3 separate regions of the Mus musculus genome follow, and all the other regions are linked to region 1. The links are chromatin loops, found by intact Hi-C in ENCODE. Cell type or tissue: left cerebral cortex. All regions are shown on one strand. Links, peaks and the distances in the headings refer to the core of each region. The heading gives the core; the rest is flanking DNA. Region 1 overlaps Kif1b (kinesin family member 1B). Region 2 holds the start of Kif1b (kinesin family member 1B). Region 3 overlaps Kif1b (kinesin family member 1B).

Region 1 (6,695 bases), core at 412-5,411:
ATGTTAGTGAAGACACAGATAGACGGGCAGTGGTGGCGCATGCCTTTAATCCCAGCACTTGGGAGGCAGAGGCAGGCGGATTTCTGAGTTTGAGGCCAGCCTGGTCTACAGAGTGAGTTCCAGGACAGCCAGGGCTACACAGAGAAACCCTGTCTTGAAAAACAAACAAACAAACGACACAGAATTACTACAGGGGTGCGTGGCTTGGGAGTATGAAGTACAGCCTGTAAGTGTGGCTTTTCTCAAATGTCATCTTCCCATTCGTCCCCACCATTTACTACAGTAATTCTAGGAAAGTTTGGGTTTGTTGTTTGTTGTGTGGGGGTATATGTGTGTTTATTGTGCATTGTGCCTGATGTTGTGGTACCAACTTTGTGAATTTCATTTTCTTCTTCCATTTTCATGTGGGGCTGAGGGCTCTAACTCAGGTAATGAAGCTTGAGGAACAAGCAACCTTTATGTGCTGAGACATCTTGCCTGTTCCAATAATTCTAGTTTAAAATGTCTGAGGTAAGTAAGAAAATTCTTCGTTACATTTACTGATCAGTACATCGGAGTTTGCTTCTCCCTCATTTTCATAAGAGAAGATAGAAACTGACTTTTTTTAAGTGTGTATTTATCCAAACAGTATAAACAGAATAAGAATTTTAAAACTTTGCAACATAAACTACCCAAAAGGTTCTAGACAAAGTAACACAACAGAGTGGGAACAGTTCTTTAGATGTGGGCCGTGACCAAGCGAAGTCCACTTGTTACAAATGAAAACCCCCTTTACTTAGCATGACTCTTCCCAATCCGAAGCCGCGCAGGGCAGGGTGGTGACGCACACGACTCCCCAGAGCAGTGGCTCTCAGCCATCCCAACACTGTGACCCTTTAACATAATTCCTCATGTTGTGGTGACCCCAACCATAAAATTATTTGTGTTACTACTTTATAACTGTAATCTTGATACTGTTATGAATAGTAACATAAGTATTTGATATGCAGGATATGTGATATGCAACCCCATGTTCACGGGTTGAGAACTTCTGCCCTAGAGAATCTTTAAATATGTAGATTTCACTTCAAAGTATAAATGTGACTGGATACACCTTCCCAAAGCAGATTTACTTGTGAAGCATTTCAGGAGGGGGAAGAGGGTTCTTTGTTTTTAATTCTATTTCACACACACACACACACACACACACACACACACACACACACACCCCAAAACAGAACAAACAAACAAAACCTACAAAAGCCACTCAAACTCCCCAGAAAACTTAGTAGCATCAAAGACTTTTATCTCCTGACCTCTCCATTCTGATGGCCTCTGTTTTACGAAGTTTCTCTTCCCAGGTTTCATTCAACTCAGCAATGATCTTCTCTGACTCCTATGGAAGGATGCACAGATTGAAGCAGAAGGGCCAGAGTTTAATATACCAAAGGAAAGCACGAAACAGATTATACCTCTGAAGACGATGGCAGACTCTAAAGTAATGGGCTCTTTTCCTTTTTTAGAAGGTAAGAATCATAAATGTTTTAAACTCTATTTCATTTTTTCTTATTACAAAACAACTCAAACTCAAAATTAAGCCTAAAATTAAGTGCACATCAGACACACAAGTCTTCCAAGTCCTAATAAAAATAGATAAGTAGTGAATCCATGTGTACATTTGCACCAGATAGAGGAAGGGTGATACTAACATCAAACAAGCAAGGTATTTTTTTCTTTCTTTTTTTAAAATCATGGTATTAAGTTATAATATTTATATTGTTTGAAAATCTATTATTTTCAAAAGGCTCCAAGGAAAGCCAGGCAGTGGTGGCACACGCCTTTGATCCCAGCACTTGGGAGGCAGAAGTAGGTGGATCTCTGTGAGTTCGAGGCCAGCCTGGTCTACAGAGTGAGTTCCAGGACAGCCAGGGCTGCACAGAGAAACCCTGTCTCAAAAACTGAAAAACAAAAGACAAGCAAACACTCCAGCGGCTTAGAGAAAGCGTTAACTGAGTGGCACACTAGCAAACCTTTAGTGCCAGCAAAGACTGACTAACACTAATTCTACAATCACTCTATACATAAGAAAACTAAAGATCAAAAATCTAGGCAATTTACCTAAGCTTATCTTACTCCTTGACCTGGTCTTCCTAACTATTACTGATCTTTACTTGATTGATTGATTAATTGATTGACTGATTGACTGACAGACAGGATCTCACATGGCCCTGCCTAACCTCACACTCACTGGTCACAGATGATGCTGAATCGCTGATCCTGCGGCCTCAGTCCCGAGACTACTACAGGATGTGCTACTATGTTCAGCTCAGCTCTTTATTTCTTCTTGATGAGGCAGTAAGAAGGTAGGAAATTTGGTAAGGCAAATCAGACATACTTCGAAAAAACATTGTAGGTTATGTTTTAACATTTGGAAGATTGGATGTTTACTCCATGGAGCACTGCTTGAAGCCACCAGGTAGCTAAGGTTCACTGTACCCAAGCTTCCTGAGTGAGTCCAAGCGTGGGGTCAAAACACTGCTTGGGACAGCATTTGTCCTGCTCACTTCTATGATGGATGTTTATAGATATTTATAGGCTAAATCTGGGCGATGGCATTCTCAGTACTGACTTTGATGCCAGTCTATAAACATCAGAGCCAGTGGCTATAGCTACATGCTTACAGCTTAGTACTGAGTACAAAGACCAAGTCATGTATGCGAGACTTCAACTCAGTTCAAGTCCTGGCTTTAAAGAAAAATTACATACCACTATCTTGTTTCTTTTTTTTTTTTTTTTTTGCCAGAGAAGTTTAGAAAGGAATCGGGATACTAATATTATGTATGGAAATAGGCTAGTCAATGAGGAAGGAGGGAGCAGCACCTATTGAAAAGTAATGTGCGAACGCTGACCTTAAGCTAAAAATACAGAGGAGCAAAGAAAGGCAAAGAAACCGTTAGGAAGATGGATTAGCCCCCATTGTTGCTGTTCTCCATTACAGTATTTTTCTCTTGCAGTGTCATGCCTTAGGAATGCAGCTCCTAGGACATTCTCAAGCGTTTCTATTGTACAACTGCTGTCCCACACGCTGGATGAAAGATGTTCTCTGCCTGCATCATTAAAATGCAGGCCTGTCCAAAAGGAATTCTCACCATTCACAACGTCAGAGCAGAACCAGGCTTCTGCTTCAGTGAGCTACGGCGTGACTGATCACAAAGCTGTAAAGAAGCTATTTGCACTCTAGAATAAAGCTAGAGAAAGATTTTACTTACGTTGCTTCAAGGGAAGTTAAGAGAGCAGTTTATGTGCTGATTAAAGTATTACAGCTTTGTTTTCATCGGATTTAGGCAGTTGGGAGAGAATTCCTCCAATAAGGAAAGCATTATTCCCTGAAAGCCACTGGGAACGGCTACTGGGTGACCTCATTCTTAAAAAGCCTACTTGCCGTCCTGACTCCTAACACGCGGCATTGCTGTCAGCTGGTTCTAGCTAGCAAGCAGAAAGCAATTTCTCCTTTACATCAGAGAAAGAAAAGGGTAATCTCACTTCTTCAGGAAGGTACAATATAAAAATAGGTAAGATTCACCATCTCTAAAGGAGGTGAACATTTGATGTAAACAATTAGAGGGAAGTTTCACTTTTCCCTACTGCCAGAGTCCTGCTGGCAACATGGTCACTGACCCCTCCTAATGAGGAAATTGTGAATGAACACTCCTTCCCACACAGGACTCCCACAGAATCCATAGGAAAGCTTCCAAGTCGGTTTCACAACAGCAGAGATCACCCTGCACCTTGCACCTTGAATAAAAAGATGTCTCCCTCCTCTCCTTTTGCCAGGCATTTTAGAACTTCACTTACTTTCTGAATCAAGACACAAAAGCATTGTTTTTATTTTGGAATCACCTTCCTTTTGAAGGAAGAAATCAAAGGAAAAGATGGGATGATAAGAAAGGACTCACAGGAAGTCTGTTACAGTTCACCTGAAAGCCACAGTGACAGCACCTGACACAGATTCACTGACCTCTGTAGTGAAGTGTTCAACAAGCCAGCCTGGCTACCTTCCTCTCTCATGACTTTACCTATTAGAGAGCCGCTGTTCTCAACTGTCTTCAGATGGGCACAGTTGTTAGTGGGGGATACTGAGTGATGGTGAAGAGGGTCCCTGACTGGGAGCATGGCCGTGACTTCTACATTCTCAGTGAGTTTCCCCTACCCTAGTACTCTTGAACACACAGGCCAAGAGAATGGAGGCAGCAGGCAGCAGGCAGCAGGCAAGAGAACATGATGCTCCCGCTGTGGCCCGATGCTGGCAGGAGTGCTGGCAGTATGGCCTCAGCACCACAGGTGACACCTGTCTGCTCTCACTGCAGTCGCTGAAGGAAGGACAAGGACTACTCCTGATTTTCACATTCATGCAGAGCCAAAACACAAATGGCCATAGCCAGCAACAGACTGAAAGAACCCCCGTCTGCAGAGCTGGGAGCCAGGAATAATGTGACAATAATCAACTTAACACAACTTAAAACTAGATCCGTGTCTGACTGTCAGCGAGAGCACTGCCAGAGAAGCTAGAGAGAGAGGAAACCCACCACGAATGTGGCAGAACTATCCTGTGAAGTGGGGTTCGAGACCGAAATAAAGAGGGGCAATGAGAAAGCCAGGTGAGTACTCTTTCTCTGCTTCCTGATCTGCAAAGATGCGAGCAGGCAGCCTCATGGAAACTCCAGCAGCCACGCCTTCTCTTCAGACTAACCGCAAACCATGACGTAAAAACAAACGCTCCCTTATGTTGCTTCTTCTCAGGTATTTGGTTCCAGCAAGGAACCAATACAGTGGGCAATTTACAGTTGAGTAGCACCATGGCCCAAGGAGCTCAGCTGTACCAGACAGGAGGAGAAAGCCCTCTTCTCCCATAACTAAGGGCTTTGTGAGTTCTAAAAGGTCTAATTTCATGTAACCTAATAAACCAGCTATTTCTACTTAAATGTTCAAACTTACAGTTAATTATATATTAATGTTACTAATGGAAGACTGCTCTATGGAGAATTCTATCTTCAGTAAAACCAAATTTTCCAACTAGTTATTCTATGTAAATTATTATCACTTTAGAAAGGGTTTCGTATTACCTAGGCTGGCCTCGAACTCACTATGCAACCAGGATGATGCCAAACACCTCACCCCTGTTCTCCATCTCTTGAATACTACTGGCTTATCAGGTTCAGGCCACCATATCTAGCTTTAAAACTAAACATCTAACAAGCAACGTGACTGTGACTTATAAATGACCTTCAAATTAATGTAAATCTTTGTATGGCTAACTTAGGACCTTTTCATCTTGGGCCAAGCCAAACTCAAACATTCTGATAAAAAGGAATTAAACAAATAATTTCATTTTCAGGACACCTCTAACAGTTAACATCTCCCTGTGCTAAGCCAACATTTCTGTGATGCTCATTCAGTCCTAGTTCTGTCTTCTAGAACGACAGAGAATGCGCTGCATTCAACCTTCAGACTTACCTTCAGACGTTCAATGGCTTCCTCCCCTCCAGGTGTAGACATGATCCTCTCCTGAATACTGGTCACAGATGTTAAGCCCACCTGACTATTAAGTGAGCATGAAGATGGAGATGAAGTGAGGGACCCCATGGATGCTGTGGAAAAATTGCCAGGGCGTTGATTCTCAGAGGCTAGCAAGTACCTATGCTTATTGTTCTGAAAATCTTTCAGATCTGGGAGACAGAAAGAAAAGGTAGAAAAAAGGAAAGAAGGAGCAGAGGAGGGAAAAAGACAGGAAGGAACAGCAGTGTGAGAAAGGACAGCATCAAAGCCCAAGATGAACACACGCTCTAACACAGACAAGCTATGGAACTGTACTAGATGGCAGTTCTAAAACATGTCCTTCTTCAATATTGACCCTAAGCAGTCAGCCCCTTCTAAATTTAGAACTGAGACATTTCCAGCATGGGAAGGCATAGCCAGAGCTTTAAAGATGTTCTTCCTAAGCAGGTAAAACTACTGGCAAACTAAAGTAAACTAAGCCCTTAAATTCTTCCAGTTATTCCAAGTCTTCAGTATCTACAGTTTTACTCTATTTTTAAACTCCACTTGTTTTTAACAGAAAGGGAAAAATAGCAATTAATACCACATACTGGCCTAGTTTAGTGTTCAGTGAAATTAAGAAATGTTAGTTCCAACCCTGAGCATTTAGTAGTCTTTGCATAGAAGCACTTTAACATGCCAAAAATATACTCTAAATTAAAAGAACTGAAGAAATGAGAATAATTTTGAGGAAATATGGTATGATAGTCATTGTGAATGCTTGTTTCAATAGGAAAGAACAACTAGTGAATTAACAAGTATATTAATTAATTTTAATATAAATTAATAAATAAATAAATTAATTTTAGTATATTTTCCATTTTTAAGTCACAGTAAACAAAAACTACAAACCATTTGATAATTTAAGTAAAAGCCCTGTGTCTAATGGCTTAATGACTGGAACACTGGTAAGCTTTCTCCCTAGTATGATAGGCAAGTGTTTAAGACATATTTGCAGTAACTAAAGTCTGGAATACAACTGAAAATAATAGTCTTAAATTTGGTCCCGGTAAAACGTCCACCAATAACAAAACTGACTCATTTGCTTTTTTTGTAATTTTATTCATTAATCATCCTTCTCAAATGAACTGCAAAGAAACCACTGGTGCGGTCCATCTATC
Region 2 (6,695 bases), core at 1,063-6,062, 53 kb after region 1:
TCTTCCAAAGAGAACACTGTGAAACAGGAACAATACACCTTTAACTTCAGGGCACTGTGAATTCTATCACATCAGTTTACAAGACCGAAGGGATATGCTTACTCTTGGGAAAGACTTGTTACAGTGAGTAGCCTGGGAAGGGGTTTACAAACAAGGCAGCAAGGGTTCATTGTTGACCTTTATTTTGTACACAGAACAAGACCAAAACAGAAAAAAAAATAGGCTAGAAAGCTTTGGCCTTGGGAACTGTTGACAGACTTTTCTTGGGCAATAATTTATTCCCTGCACTAATTTAGTAGAAAAAAAGAAAGTGCATTCATATCTGGTTTTGAAATGGAAAAGTCTGACCTATGCCTTAGAAACTGTACTTAATTGGATAAATTCTAGAAAAATATTCAATAGTGAAGACCTATGCAAACTCAAGAAATCTGTATTTAATCGGATAAATTCTAGAAATATATTCAACAGCAAAGACCTATGCAGAGTCAAGAAATCTTTCCTCCATTTCAGATTTATAATCAGGACTAATTTGTTGTTGTTGTTGTTGTTGTTTGAGACAGGGTTTCTCTGTATAGCCCTGGCTATCCTGGAACTCACTCTGTTGACCAGGCTGGCCTCAAATTCAGAAATCTGCCTGCCGCTGCCTCCCAAGTGTTAGGATTAAAGGCGTGTGCCACCACTGCCCAGCAGGACTAATTTTTTTCAAAAGCTTAAATTATATTTAATCTCAGTTCTTTACATGTACTTAAAGCTACTCCTTATTTTGATATGGAATCATAAACAAACATTCTGTATTTTTTTAATATTAATTAATGTACTGCCAACACCACTAACTTTAGTCTTGAGAAACAGCTTAGCAGTTAAGAGCACTGTTTGCTCCTGAGGGGGACCCTGGTTCAGCTCCCAGCACCCACAGAGTGGCTCACAATCACCTGTCACTCCAAGTCCAGAGGATCCAACCCTCATCTCTCCTTGGAGGGCACCACACAAGCACACAGTGCATATACATATACATGCAAGCAAAACACTCATACACATAAAATAAACAAATTAAAAAAAAAAACAAAATTAGTGTCTGTTGAAAGTTCACTGAGATTGCCTAACGGTAAAAATTATAAAAAAAAAAAAAATAGTGTGCTGATTTTTCTTAGAAATAGAAAAACATTGGAATTTGTTTTTGTAGTTATTCTTAAGTAGACAGATAATTAAAATAGGGGGAAAAAAGAACTTACGCATTTAAAAAAGGGAGCATGGATCGTGGGAGTCTAGCTCATTAGTAGACAGCTTGTCTAACATGTCTAAGACCCGAGCTAGCGCTCCAACTCCCTCCCAAAAACAAATATATATAATAAATGAAGTTTAAATTAAAGGGCATAAAGAAGGCAGGAGTCACACCATCTCTCCAGATCCTGTGCAGGATCAAAGTCTAGGAAAACACATTTACAGGCTCTCTCTGAAGCCAGTTATTGATCATTTCTAAATCTACTTTAAAACATCAAGATGAGTAATCTTCAAAGTCTCTCCTCAAATAGAACATTAACAACTTCAATTACTTCATAATCAATATCAACTACCACGCTTCTCAAATGAGAACGCAAGCTAAAATTTGGTTATGACTAAGCCGAATCCACAAAATGCCAACCTTTAAGTCCAATATCCACTATAATATCACTTTTAAACAGTTATTCAAAGCTGAACACCACTTTTCTCTGGGTTGAGACAGGCACATCATGACACAAAGCAGCATGCTTAGTGTTGGCAGAACAGCTGCTTGGACCAGAGAGAGCTACATAAGCAAGAGATCTGTTGACAATCTAAATTAGGCTACCTCCAGATTCCACAAAGATGACAACCTGCATCCTCCGAGATACTGCTGCAAGTCTTCTCTGCTACCAGTTTATTCCACTTTCCCTAATCTCTGCACGAAGAGATACTATGCAAATCTATGCACGCCATGCAATACGCCAAGAGCCTCCAATATGGTAAAGTGGCCTTAAACATCAACAGGCCTTCGAGGGCCAAAGCAGCGGTGGATTGCGATGATAAGGACAGAAACACAGAATTTCACCCCAACAAGAATGGAATCTTCAAGCCAGTTTACCCTGAAGGCTCATATAGCAATTCACCAAAGAGAAAAAGTGATTTGGGAGCTCAATTTTGCATTTCCAGTCGGTGAGGGTTTGCGTTGCATGAACAATGACTAGCTTGCTCTGAGTGGCCTCCCAACCCCCACAACTTGGCTTCTGGTGCGGCCAGTCACCCTGAAAGCTGCCAGGGCTGTCACTCGGTGCCTACCAGCAACCGGACTTGGCTCCTAAAGGATTTGTCAGATCATCCTCCCAATATGGCTGCCAGAGTGATCCTGGTCGGCTGAACGTCGAGCCCACACCAGCCTTCCTCCCATCTGGCCAGCATCCAACAAGCCCCCTCCCTCTGCATCGCTTCCTCCGTCCAGCCCTTGCGCCCTCCGCTCTGTCGGATGCCCTTTCCTACCTTCATCGGGCTCAGGGGCATTGCCACATTCCCGGTTGGAACCCTGATGCCAACCACAATAGGGGGTGAGAGAGCAGATGAGGGGGGAGAGATCGGCTGGCTCCTCAGAGCTGCAATGTGCGCACATACGGCGGGACAGCGACCGATCTGCTGGCCCGCGGACAGAGCGGGGCCTGGCAGCCCAGGGGAAGCGGAGGGCTGGTGCAGGGCACTGCAGGGGACCGGCAGGCCGCTGGACCAAAGCCCGGCGCTCGCGGCCGGCCGGCCAGGTCTCTCCACGGAGGGCGAGGCTCCTCACCGCGGAGCCAGAGCCCCGGCCGGCCGCGCCGCTTCCTCGCTTTGCCCCCTCCAGGCCCGTCACCGGCCGGGAGTCCCTCCCGCGGGAGCGGCCCCCTACACCGGCGCCGCGGCACCACCGCCCACCTCGCCTCGGCCGCCCCACCTCAGCCTCCTCACCTCAGCCGCGCTGCGGACAGACGGGCGAGCCGGCCGAGTCAGAAGACGCCGAGGCGCGCAGGGGCGCGGGAGGCCGGGCACCGACGCACCTCAGCGCAGGCAGCGGCCGCCGCGAGCCGCAGGGCGCCGCTCCGCAGCCCCATCACGCGGCCGCCCAGCTCTGCATCGAGGATTGGCGGGAGGCCGGGGCGCGGCTGTGGATGCGGCGGAGGAACAGAGAGAAGCCCGGATCCGAGCTGTCGCCTCCCGGGACCACTGCCGTCTGACTACACCGCGACGCTGCTCGCCAAACTCCGCCCGAAGCCGCCGGCGCGGGACACCGCCCCGAGCTAGAGCGCCGAGCGTCACCTCGGCCCGCCCAGCAACCGAGACCGACGCGGAAGGTGACCAATCGCGATGAAGACCTTGAGACAGATGACCAATAGTAAAGCGTGGCTGGAAGAGGGGGCGGGAGGTGCCGGCGGAGCGACGGAGACACTCGAGCGCCCCCTGGTGGTACGGGAGCCGATGCGGGTGCGGGTGCGGGCGTGCCTGGTGGGCGAAGCCGGTGTCCAGAGTTCCCTCCCGGGTGACCCCCGGAAAGGTGTTAGTGGGTAGCAGCCGCGCCTGTGTAGCCGAATGACCCGCTTCGTAAGGGGACAAAAAGTGGCTCAGTGACCGGGCGGGACTGGACGGTCCAGATGCCATCCGGAGAGCTGGGATTATGTGGGAGCGGCCGAGTGTGGAGTCATTGTCCGTTTAGAAAAACAGCTCAAACGGTGAAGCCACCGAGCCCGGCGCGGTGGGAACGGAACCACGCTCAGGCATGAGTGTATCCAGCAGAAAGCTTCCTAGCCTATTCTTGTCGAACCCCAGCACAACACCTCCCACACGCCACCTTGGGAGAAAAGGAGGAATGAGTAATGGGAAAGCATGACTTAGTGGGCATTCAGCGTCTCCTTGGGAGATGGCGTGCTGGTGTGAGCACAGGAACAAAACGCTTTGTATCGCGCCCAGTGAATGGACTGAGCGGCCTGAGAGAGATGCCCCTAGAGGGGGTTACCAGGGCTCATAAGAACACAAAAGCTCTATGAGCCATGTTTTTTAAAAATCAGATTTAGGTTCAGCTCAAATGAAAAGCCCCACAGACGTTCATAAGCAGCTCAATTCAGTGCTTAGTAAAATATCACAATGACAACCTGCCAATCACACTGCATTTTAAGGTTAGAGGATGTGGTTTGGATTTATTAGCAGAAATTGAAAGTAAGATTTTTTTTTTTCTCTCAACCCTGACTTTAATACAGAATTACTGGGTAGAGAAAGGCCTACACACTAAAACGTGAGAATTAACTTTCTACACTAACGACTCTGGGCAATCACCATGCCACTGAAGTTCCAGACTCCCACTATTCCACATTCATTGGACACTTCTCATTGTGTTTATTTACTTGTTTGTTCTTGTTTGTTCAAGACAGAGGGTCTTGGTAGCTCAGGCTCTCCTGAAACTCACCAAGCAGACAAGGCTGTCTTGAAACCTACAGAGAGATCTGTCTACCTCTGCTTCCTGACTGCTGGGATTAAAGATCCGTACCACTAAGCCCAGCTCTCATTTTCTTTAGAATGTACACTCCACCTTCCCACAAAAGGAGTTGATGTCATTTATTCTGAAACACACACAGAATAGAATTGCTTAAAATATTAGGAGCAACGATTTGAGTGGAAGGTCAGCCTGGGCTACATAGAGAAACCCTGTCTTAAACAAACCTAGATGGCTTAGTGGGTAAAGTGCTTCCGATGAGCTGAGGATCCCAGTGCGGTGTCCAGAGCCCGTGTCCAGGTGGATGGAGAGTGCCTGATGAACACAGTCATCTTCTGACACAGACACACCTTACACCCCCACTGTACCATAACAATAAAGTTTAACAGACATCAATAAAATACCTAAAGCAAGAAGTTGGCATGGAAGTGTGGCTAAGTGGGGTGCGCTTGTTTAGCATGTGGGAAGCCCTGACTTCCGTTCTTGAAATGGAGGAGGAGGAAGAAGAGGAGGAGGAGGAAGGAAAGAGGAAGAGGAGCTGAATCATCAGGGGTAGAGAAGCGCTGATGGATTTGCACAGGAGCAAGAGCTGCTGACATGGACACACTTACGTTTCAGAAAGCCAGGAGAAAGGTCTTCAACCGTCTCGCTATAAAGAAGGAGGCGCTAGAGAGATGGGTCTGCAGGGAAGTGTACTTCTTGCTATGAAAAGGACCAGAGCTCCCAGTACCCACATTTGGGCAAAGCACAACCACCTGTAACTCCAGCTCCAGGGGGCTCTGACATCTCCAAGGACACCTGCACTCCTGTGCACATGCCAACACATAGATAGACTCACACACACACACACACACACACACACACACACACAAGTTTTTTATTGAAAAGATAAATCTTTCTAAAATGTTTAAAGGATATAAATATGCTAAACCCAACTTAAACATTATTCAGTGTTTATGTGTCCAAACAGTATGCCATCCTCATTAATATATACAATTTTAATATCTTCATACATCATAAAGTTTTTCAAAAGAATTATCTATTTTGTGTATATGAGTACACTGTAGCTGTCTTCGGACATACCAGAAGAGGTCATCGGATCCCATTACAGATGGTTGTGAGCCACCATGTGGTTTCTGGGAATTGAACTCAGAACCTCTGGAAGAGCAGTCAGTGTTTTTAACTGCTGAGCCATCTCTCTAGTCCCATCATAAAGTTTTTTAAGCAAATAAGCTATGAAGAAAAGCCTGCTTGGGCCAGGAATGATGGGCATGCCAAATTCTCAGCACTCAGGAGACAGAGTCAGGAGGATCGCCACAAGTTGGGAGCCAGCCTGTGCTACATACGGAGTAAGCTAGCCAGGGGTACACGGTGACACCCTATTCCACAAAACCAAACAACCAATTAAACAAACAAAAACAGACTATTTCTGCTTGAAGAAGCAGAATGCAGAAAATGAGGAAGAATATCAAAAAACTAGAGTCCGGGAAATAGGCTACCTCTGAGCATGGGGCTCTCTCATGCCGCGGCATCCTGAAGGCCAAGACGAACCTGAAAGTGTGGTAGCATAATAAGCAGAGCTCCATCGAGTCATGGGAGACACCCACTTAAACCCAGGCTTAGTGCTGTGAGTTTATTAACCCCTAGATGGTTTGGACACTCGATGGATCTCAATCTAAAAAAGAATCTTCGTGGAGGTAGCAGGGTAGCAAAACCAGACCCATCAACAGAGGCAGATAAGACGGCTCTATACCACGAGGCCACATAGCCTGCTATGCGTACCTAGGCTTTTGATCCTCTGACAAATGAAGTCACCCAGCACAGTCATTAAGTTTCTCTGCTAACAGATTTTATGTAAAAGAACCTCTCTAAAATCACACGTTACTGTGAGAGTGAATTCAACATGGTCTGATGAGACTACCCCTGAAATTACAGTACAAAGAATGTGAGAGACAAACGCCCTTTGCCTCTAGTTAGCGTCTCCATAGCAGCACACAGACTAGAGCTCTGTTGTGTTTTCACGAGCATACACACACCTGGAACTGGAACAGAAGAACCGGATACGTACATGGGTGTAGGAGTATAACATATGACAGCAGCAACATGAGGAGTCAGTGGGCCAGTGTTAGCCCATAAATGATAATGAGGGATGCTGGGATAATTGATAGGATGAGACAGAGCAGACTCACTCTGGAGGCTGAGGAAAATCAGGAGTTCAAGATCAGCCTTG
Region 3 (6,695 bases), core at 537-5,536, 47 kb before region 1:
CTGTTCTGGCAGCCATCTCCGTAAGCAAACCCAAGTACTCAGGAAAGGAAGAGGGGCAGGGAAGATGGAAGAGAAGAAGAGGGACGGAGCATAGCTCAGTAATAAAATGACTGTCTAACAGGCTCCAGGCCATAGTTCAGTGATAAAATGACTAACAGGCTCCAGGCCCAGGGTTTGATTCCTAACACTACAAACAAAAACAAAACAAAACAAAAACAAACAAACAAACAAAAAACCCCTCAACTACTAGTTTAAAAAAATCACAATATGAAATACTATTGCAAAATAATACAAACAAAAGTATCAGGAGGGGTGAAGATGTAGGTAAGCAGGAAGCATGCTTGCCTGGTACAGATGACGTTCTAGGGTTAATCCCTAGCACTCCCTGAACTGGGTAGGAGGCGCACACTGTGCAGGCAACTCTATGGATGAGACCGGTGGGCCAGAAGCTCAAGATCATCCACACCTATAGAGGCAGTTCAGACCAGCCTGGACTAGAGACCTTGTCTCTGGGGGACAATCAAGGCATCTTATCCTCAGGGAGAGGTGAAAGAGATGAGGTAAGAGGTATTCCCTACAGCCTCCCTGGAGTAACTGTGATGTGATCTTGACAATGTGAAGAGCTCTACGGTAGCTAGGGAACAAACAGAGACATCAGTGCTTCACATATGTCCAAGTTGGTTCTACATCTAAGGCAGGGCTAGTTTAGCTACTAACCATATTGCTTGGGTACCCTCTCATTCTGGAAGCTGGGAGCTGGCGGAAAGAGAAAAGGCGGCAGTGAACCAGCCTCATTCTGGAAGGTGGCAACAGCAGAGGAAGCTAGCACGCTGGCGTGCTCAGAGAATGTATCCAACACATGCACATTCACATAGCCAGCCATGAGAAACCGTATCAGCTCAATCTTTCTTTCATGCTCTGAAGGCCGATGGGGATGGGAAAGGTAGAGGGAGGAGAATGAGTGCAGGGCAGGGGTGGGGATTTGGTAAGTGGGCAGAAAGGGAAAAGAACAAAAATAAAGTGAAAACAAGCTAAATGAAGAGAAACAAATTCTGGCATTCTATTGTATAATAGGGTACCTGTCATCATTTACAAAGTGCTACAAGAAAGGAAATTGAATATATCTACCACAAACAAATGAGACATGCTTAAGATACAGATATGCTAGTTATACTAAGATGTATATGAGTGTGTATGTGTGTGTGTGAGTGTATATGTGTTCCTCAAAATATATAGTTACAAATGCATCATCCTATATCATAAGTATATACAATTACTATGTATAAATCAAAAATAAAAGTCCCAACAACAAAATTAAACATATAGAATAAATTTAATATGCAAAGATTTTTTTTTTTTTTTGATTTTTTGAGACAGGGTTTCTCTGTGTAGCCCTGGCTGTCCTCAAACTCAGAAATCCGCCTGTCTCTGCCTCCCAAGTGCTGGGATTAAAGGTGTGTGCCACCACGCCTGGCCAAAAAATGTTTTTACTGACAGAAGTAATCACATATAAAGCAGAGAGATTTAAGAAGGAGGGGAAAATATTCAAGTCTGGATGAGATGAGCAGAGAGACAGAGCCTAATTATTTCTGACCTCATCTCAGATCAGGAGCCAAGCACTCCTGTTCCTGTTAGAAATATACAAGGAGACAGGAACACAAGGAGACAGAGAAGGAACTCCAGTGTGACCTTGTCTGGAAACTCTTCAGAAGAGATGTGTGCGCATGAGAGAGCATAGTGGCTGCTCACCTGGCTTGGAGAGTGGCATGGGTGGGGGGAAGAATCTCCGAGATGGCTGAGGTGGACTGCAAAGAGAGGAAGAGAGCATCGTGAGGTAATGGGGTGAGTGTCCATGATTAATGGCATGCATGCTTAAATCTTTTGTTTTCTTTCATGCTAGCCTTGAACTCACAGAGATCTGCCTGCCTCTGACTCCCTCCAGGGCTGGAATCAAAGGCTTGCACCCATTCCCCCTGCATTCTGTGCTTAAATCTTCTTAAGAAAAGAGATGCCCAACACAACCCCACACAGAGACCAACACATTTTGATAAAAGTCCTCCTGCAAATTTCAACTGGCACTGCCATTTCCACCAATAAAAGGTCACGTCACTGCCATGTATGGTGGCTCACACCTTTAATCCCAACACTCACTGGCAGAGACAGAGACAGAGGTAGAGGCAGACTGATCTCTAAGTTTGAGGACATCCTGGTCTTCCATAGTGAGTTGTAGGACAGCCTAGGCTACATAAAGAGACCCTGTCTCAAAAACAAAGGCTACATAAAGAGACCCTGTCTCAAAAACAAAGGCTATATTAAGAGACCCTGTCTCAAAAACAAAAACAAAAGTTATGCCACTGATCTCATGAGCTGTAATGACTCCACTGTGAGTCTCTGCATTTTGAAGAAAGGCTGTCAGAAACAACCACATGTGTATTCTAGCTCTGCTGGACCGACTTTCCACTCTATTAAACTTTTCTTCTTATAACAAAAGGAAGGTGCCTAAAGCCATCTGGACAGAATTCAGCTTGCTCTTCATCAAGTTAACTTAGTGATTGGTTAGCTACAAAATCATAGTGACAACTCTTCTGCATCCCTTAAGAGTTCTTTTCCAAGCTGGGTGTGGTGGCGCATGCCTTTAATCCCAGCACTCAGGAGGCAGAGGCAGGCGGATTCCTGAGTTCGAGGCCAGCCTGGTCTACAAAGTGAGTTCCAGGATAGCCTGGGCTATACAGAGAAACCCTGTCTCCAAAAACCAAACACCAAAAAAAAAAAAAAAAAAAAAAAAACCACCAACAAAAAACCCCCCAGAGTTCTTTTCCAGGAAGCAAGGAACTAAAACCCAAACAGCGAGGAGAAAGTTTTTGCCCGTCTCCCTCAGACCTGTTAAGATCTTGTCCTTGCAGATGGAGTGGGTGCTGCTGGTAGTGCCCAAAGACCTCGAATACAATGGGCTTGGTTTTGATGTAGTCCACAAACGACTCTGTGACCTCCACCGCAATCTAGGAAGAAGACCGTGAGGTGAGCTTAGGGTAGGATGGTGACAGGGGGGCACAGGGGTGTGCTTCCAGCAGCCTTCAGTACTGTGAAGCATCCTGGGCATGCTGGGCGTCCCACCACACAGGACAGGCTTTCCTCTGCTCCTCACTCCAATGTCACTTTGCCAATGTGATGGTTTGTACATGCTTGGCCCAGGGGGTGGCACTATTAGAGGGTGTGGCCTTGTTGGAGTAGGTATATTACTGTGGGCATGGGCTTTAAGACCCTCATCCTAGCTTCTGCTATTATCCTTCAGATGAAGATGTGGAACTCTCAGGTCCACCTACACTATGCCTGCCTGGATGCTGCCATGCTTCCACCTTGATAATGGACTGAACCTCTTAACCTGTAAGCCAGCCATAATTAAATGTTGTCCTTACAAGTTACCTTAGTCATGGTGTCTGTTCATAGCAGTAAAACCCTAAACTACTAAGACAACCAAGCTTTGGCATTTTAGACCCTCCACAGTGCAGCAGAACTGGCCTTACTCTACTGATGCTCACTGTTTCACGACTTGCCTGTTGCTCTTTCTACCTGCTTTCTCTCAGGAATGGCCAGGAATCTGCTGGGAAGGCCCTCCCCCCACAGCCCAGGTGGTTGGTAAAAGAGGTAAGAAAAACACGTGTTGGCTGTGGCCTATGAGCAAAGGCAAGGCCAAGTTTGACACACCTGCTTTTTTTTTTCCTCACCCTTTATTTCTCTCTACCTTCTCTTTCTACATAACCATTTTCCCTCACACAGGAAAGCAACTTAACATTTTCCCATATAGAAACTGTTCCCTGGGCTGGTGAGATGGCTCAGTGGGTAAGAGCACCCGACTGCTCTTCCGAAGGTCCAGAGTTCAAATCCCAGCAACCACATGGTGGCTCACAACCATCTGTAACAAGATCTGACTCCCTCTTCTGGAGTGTCTGAAGACAGCTACAGTGTACTTACATATATTAATAAAATAAATCTTAAAAAAAAAAACTGTTCCCTTTTGAATTTACTGACTCATTCTCAGGTCTCCATACTCTATCTATAGTTCTCCTTATTAGTTCTAAGCTCCTTGGGGACTTCTGTGGTTTTATGAATCAGAGGCTTGTTAAATGGCTGATCAGTATTCATCAAATATATCTTTTATTTTTAGTTATAGGTATGTGCATACATTTGGATGTGTGCATGTTGAGTATATGAATGTCCTCAGAGGCCAGAAGAGGGTTTTGGATCCCTTGCAGCTGGAGTTATAAGCAGTTGTGAGCCAACAGATGTGGGCTGGGAACCTAATTCAGGTCTTCTACAAGAGTGGACACATACTCAACCACAGAGCCATCTCTCTACCTCCAAAGTTCATGCTTTATTTTAATTGTCCCTTTTTCTCTGACTTTCTATATTTCAAATTTTTGTTTTTGTTGGAGTGTTGGAGTTCAAACCTAGGACCTCGTGCATGTGAAGTGAGTACTCTACCAACTGGGCTACAGCCATAGTCCCAGCCTCTCTCTTTCACTTTATAGAGTACAAAAAAAGAAAGAAAGAAAGAAAGAAAGAAAGAAAGAAAGAAAGAAAGAAAGAAAGAAAGAAAGGAAGGAAGGAAGGAAGGAAGGAAGGAAGAAAGAAAGGCAGGAGATGGAGAGGTGGCTCAGCAGTTAAGAGCACTGACTGCTCTTCCAAAGTTTCTGAGTTCAATTCCCAGCAACCACATGGTGGCTCACAACCATCTGTAATGGGATCTGACACCCTTTTCTGGTGTGTCTGAAGACAGCTACAGTGTACTCATATAAATAAAATAAATAAATCTTTTAAAAAATCATATTCAAATTGAGGGACCATTTCACTGGGAGACTAGACGTACACACTCAGTGGCCCCCATGATTTGGTAAGCACCTTGCTGTTCCTCCTCTGAAGACTGCCTCACTGTCCTGGCCACCATCTCTACTGCTCATTCTCTCTGCAGAGCTCCCCCATCCAAGCACAAAGGACAGCTCACACTTTACACGACCATCCTCCCTTGGCTAACAAAACCTGAGAGACACGTGGCAAAATATTCAGGTTACTCACGTTCTGTACATGGTAGAAGCCCAGGGGACTTCCTCTTCCATTGTTCTTGAGGGGTTCAGTGGAGAACGCTTCATCATGCCGATGCAAAAAGCTTAATAAAAAGACAGACAGATAAATACTGCATCAAAATTCATCAGACCATGAAGCCCAAGCTGGCCCCAAACTCACAGAGATCTGTCTGCTTCTGCCTCCAAACGCTAGGGTAAACAGTGTGCTACTGTGTCTGGCAAAGTCTGTTTTAAGAGCTCACTTTGCACTCTACAGGTAGAAACATACTAACAAAGCACATTTTTTGTTTGTTTTTACTGAGCCAAATGATTATCTCTTTGTGTGTCAGCGTTTTCCATACCAGACAGAGAGTATTTCAGATTCAAAACTGGCTGAGGAATTAAAGCACCCTGATTATTGATGTAAGTGGACATATATACAAGCTGGAGTTATAAGCCTTACAGAGATACTGAGAGTAAAGAAGTCAACTCCTGTAGCAGGACGTGGTGGTGCATGACTGGAAGACGAGCACTCAGGAAGAGAGGAGGGAGGGAGAACTGCAGAGCTCAAGGCCTATCTTAAAACAAGCCAACTACCCCCAACCCAAACCCAAATGAACAAACCTACCCCCAAAACCTAAAAAAATAAATGAACATACCAACTCCACCAAGACCCCCAAATCAAGCAAACCCACCCACATCCCCTGAAAAAAAATTAGCAAAGAATAAAGACTTGTTCTTTCATAGGTTTTATTTGTTTGTTTTGCTGAAAATGAAATCCTACTATATATAGAAAACTTGGAAATTTGAGCCTCTGTAAGAACAGTAAGACTGCCCATGGTAAACTGGCCTAGGAATCTACTGTCTAGACAAGAGATGCTCAAAAGCCATCTCTTCCAGGAAGTATCCTGACATAAACGCCATGGTTTTGTGTTCTGATGGCAGCAGAGACCTACTTCTCAAAAGTGACAGAGATGCACTGTGTGCCTGTTTCTCCAGAAAATAGCAGTATTCACCCATGGGGCTTGACACACAGATGACACTCTAAACGGCCAAATGGCAAAAAGAATACATTAAAAAAAATGGTTTAGATGTAAGTGCATGAGTGTTTTCCTTGCGTGTATGTGTATGTACTACATGCATGCATGTGTACCACATATATGCCTGATGCCTACGGTGATCAGAAGAGGTGGAGTTTAGAATGGTTGCGTTGCGACGAACTCTGTGTCTGCTGAGATCTGAACTGGGTCTTCTCCAAGAGCAGCAAGTGCTCTTCACCACTGAGCCGGACTCCAGTCTCCAAAGGGTGAACAGATTTTGAGCAGCAGGAAAATATCAGTAGTTTGGTCTTGACTGTCACATCAGTTCACCAGGTCTGAGGAGACAGTACCTCTGCCCAGTGCTCCAGATCACTGACACTCCACATCCCAGGCTTATGCAATATCTTTCTTTGAACTCTTTTTAAAAATACACACATTTGGGGGCTGGAGAGATGGCTCAGCGGTTAAGAGCACTGACTGCTCTTCCAGAGGTCCTGAGTTCAAATCCCAGCAACCACATGGTGGCTCACAACCATCCGTAACAATATCTGGCGCCCTCTTCTGGAGTGTCTGAGGACAGCTACAGTGTACTTAC

Evidence for each region. Peaks named below come from ENCODE experiments on the same cell type or tissue, not always from the same donor. Only the 100,000 strongest peaks of a DNase experiment are listed, where the experiment ranks them.
Region 2: it touches region 1 in a loop (2.7-fold over the local background); 9 of 42 quality-filtered maps call a loop at or near these places.
Region 3: a loop joins it to region 1, with 2.3 times the contacts of the local background. A loop is called at or near these places in 3 of 42 quality-filtered maps.

Annotation. Positions count from the first base shown.
Region 1 is chr4:149,252,377-149,259,071 of GRCm38, forward strand. It overlaps Kif1b (kinesin family member 1B), which reads right to left. Exons shown (of 49, transcript NM_001290995.1): 15 at 5,494-5,705; 16 at 1,296-1,375. Among named protein-coding and RNA genes, the nearest start is that of Kif1b, 52 kb to the right of the region's middle. In left cerebral cortex, for the core only: no CTCF peak of the experiment used is centred there; DNase peaks (open chromatin) are centred at 3,164, 3,385 and 3,697; H3K27ac peaks cover 1,801 bases.
Region 2 is chr4:149,304,480-149,311,174 of GRCm38, forward strand. It overlaps Kif1b (kinesin family member 1B), which reads right to left and starts at 3,254. Exons shown (of 49, transcript NM_001290995.1): 1 at 2,950-3,254. In left cerebral cortex, for the core only: CTCF peaks have their summits at 2,146, 3,440 (motif pointing left) and 3,643; DNase peaks (open chromatin) are centred at 1,840, 2,277, 3,344 and 3,781; H3K4me3 peaks cover 3,089 bases; H3K27ac peaks cover 3,215 bases.
Region 3 is chr4:149,204,969-149,211,663 of GRCm38, forward strand. It overlaps Kif1b (kinesin family member 1B), which reads right to left. Exons shown (of 49, transcript NM_001290995.1): 32 at 5,074-5,164; 33 at 2,881-2,999; 34 at 1,750-1,805. Among named protein-coding and RNA genes, the nearest start is that of Pgd, 42 kb to the left of the region's middle. In left cerebral cortex, for the core only: no CTCF peak of the experiment used is centred there; no DNase peak of the experiment used is centred there.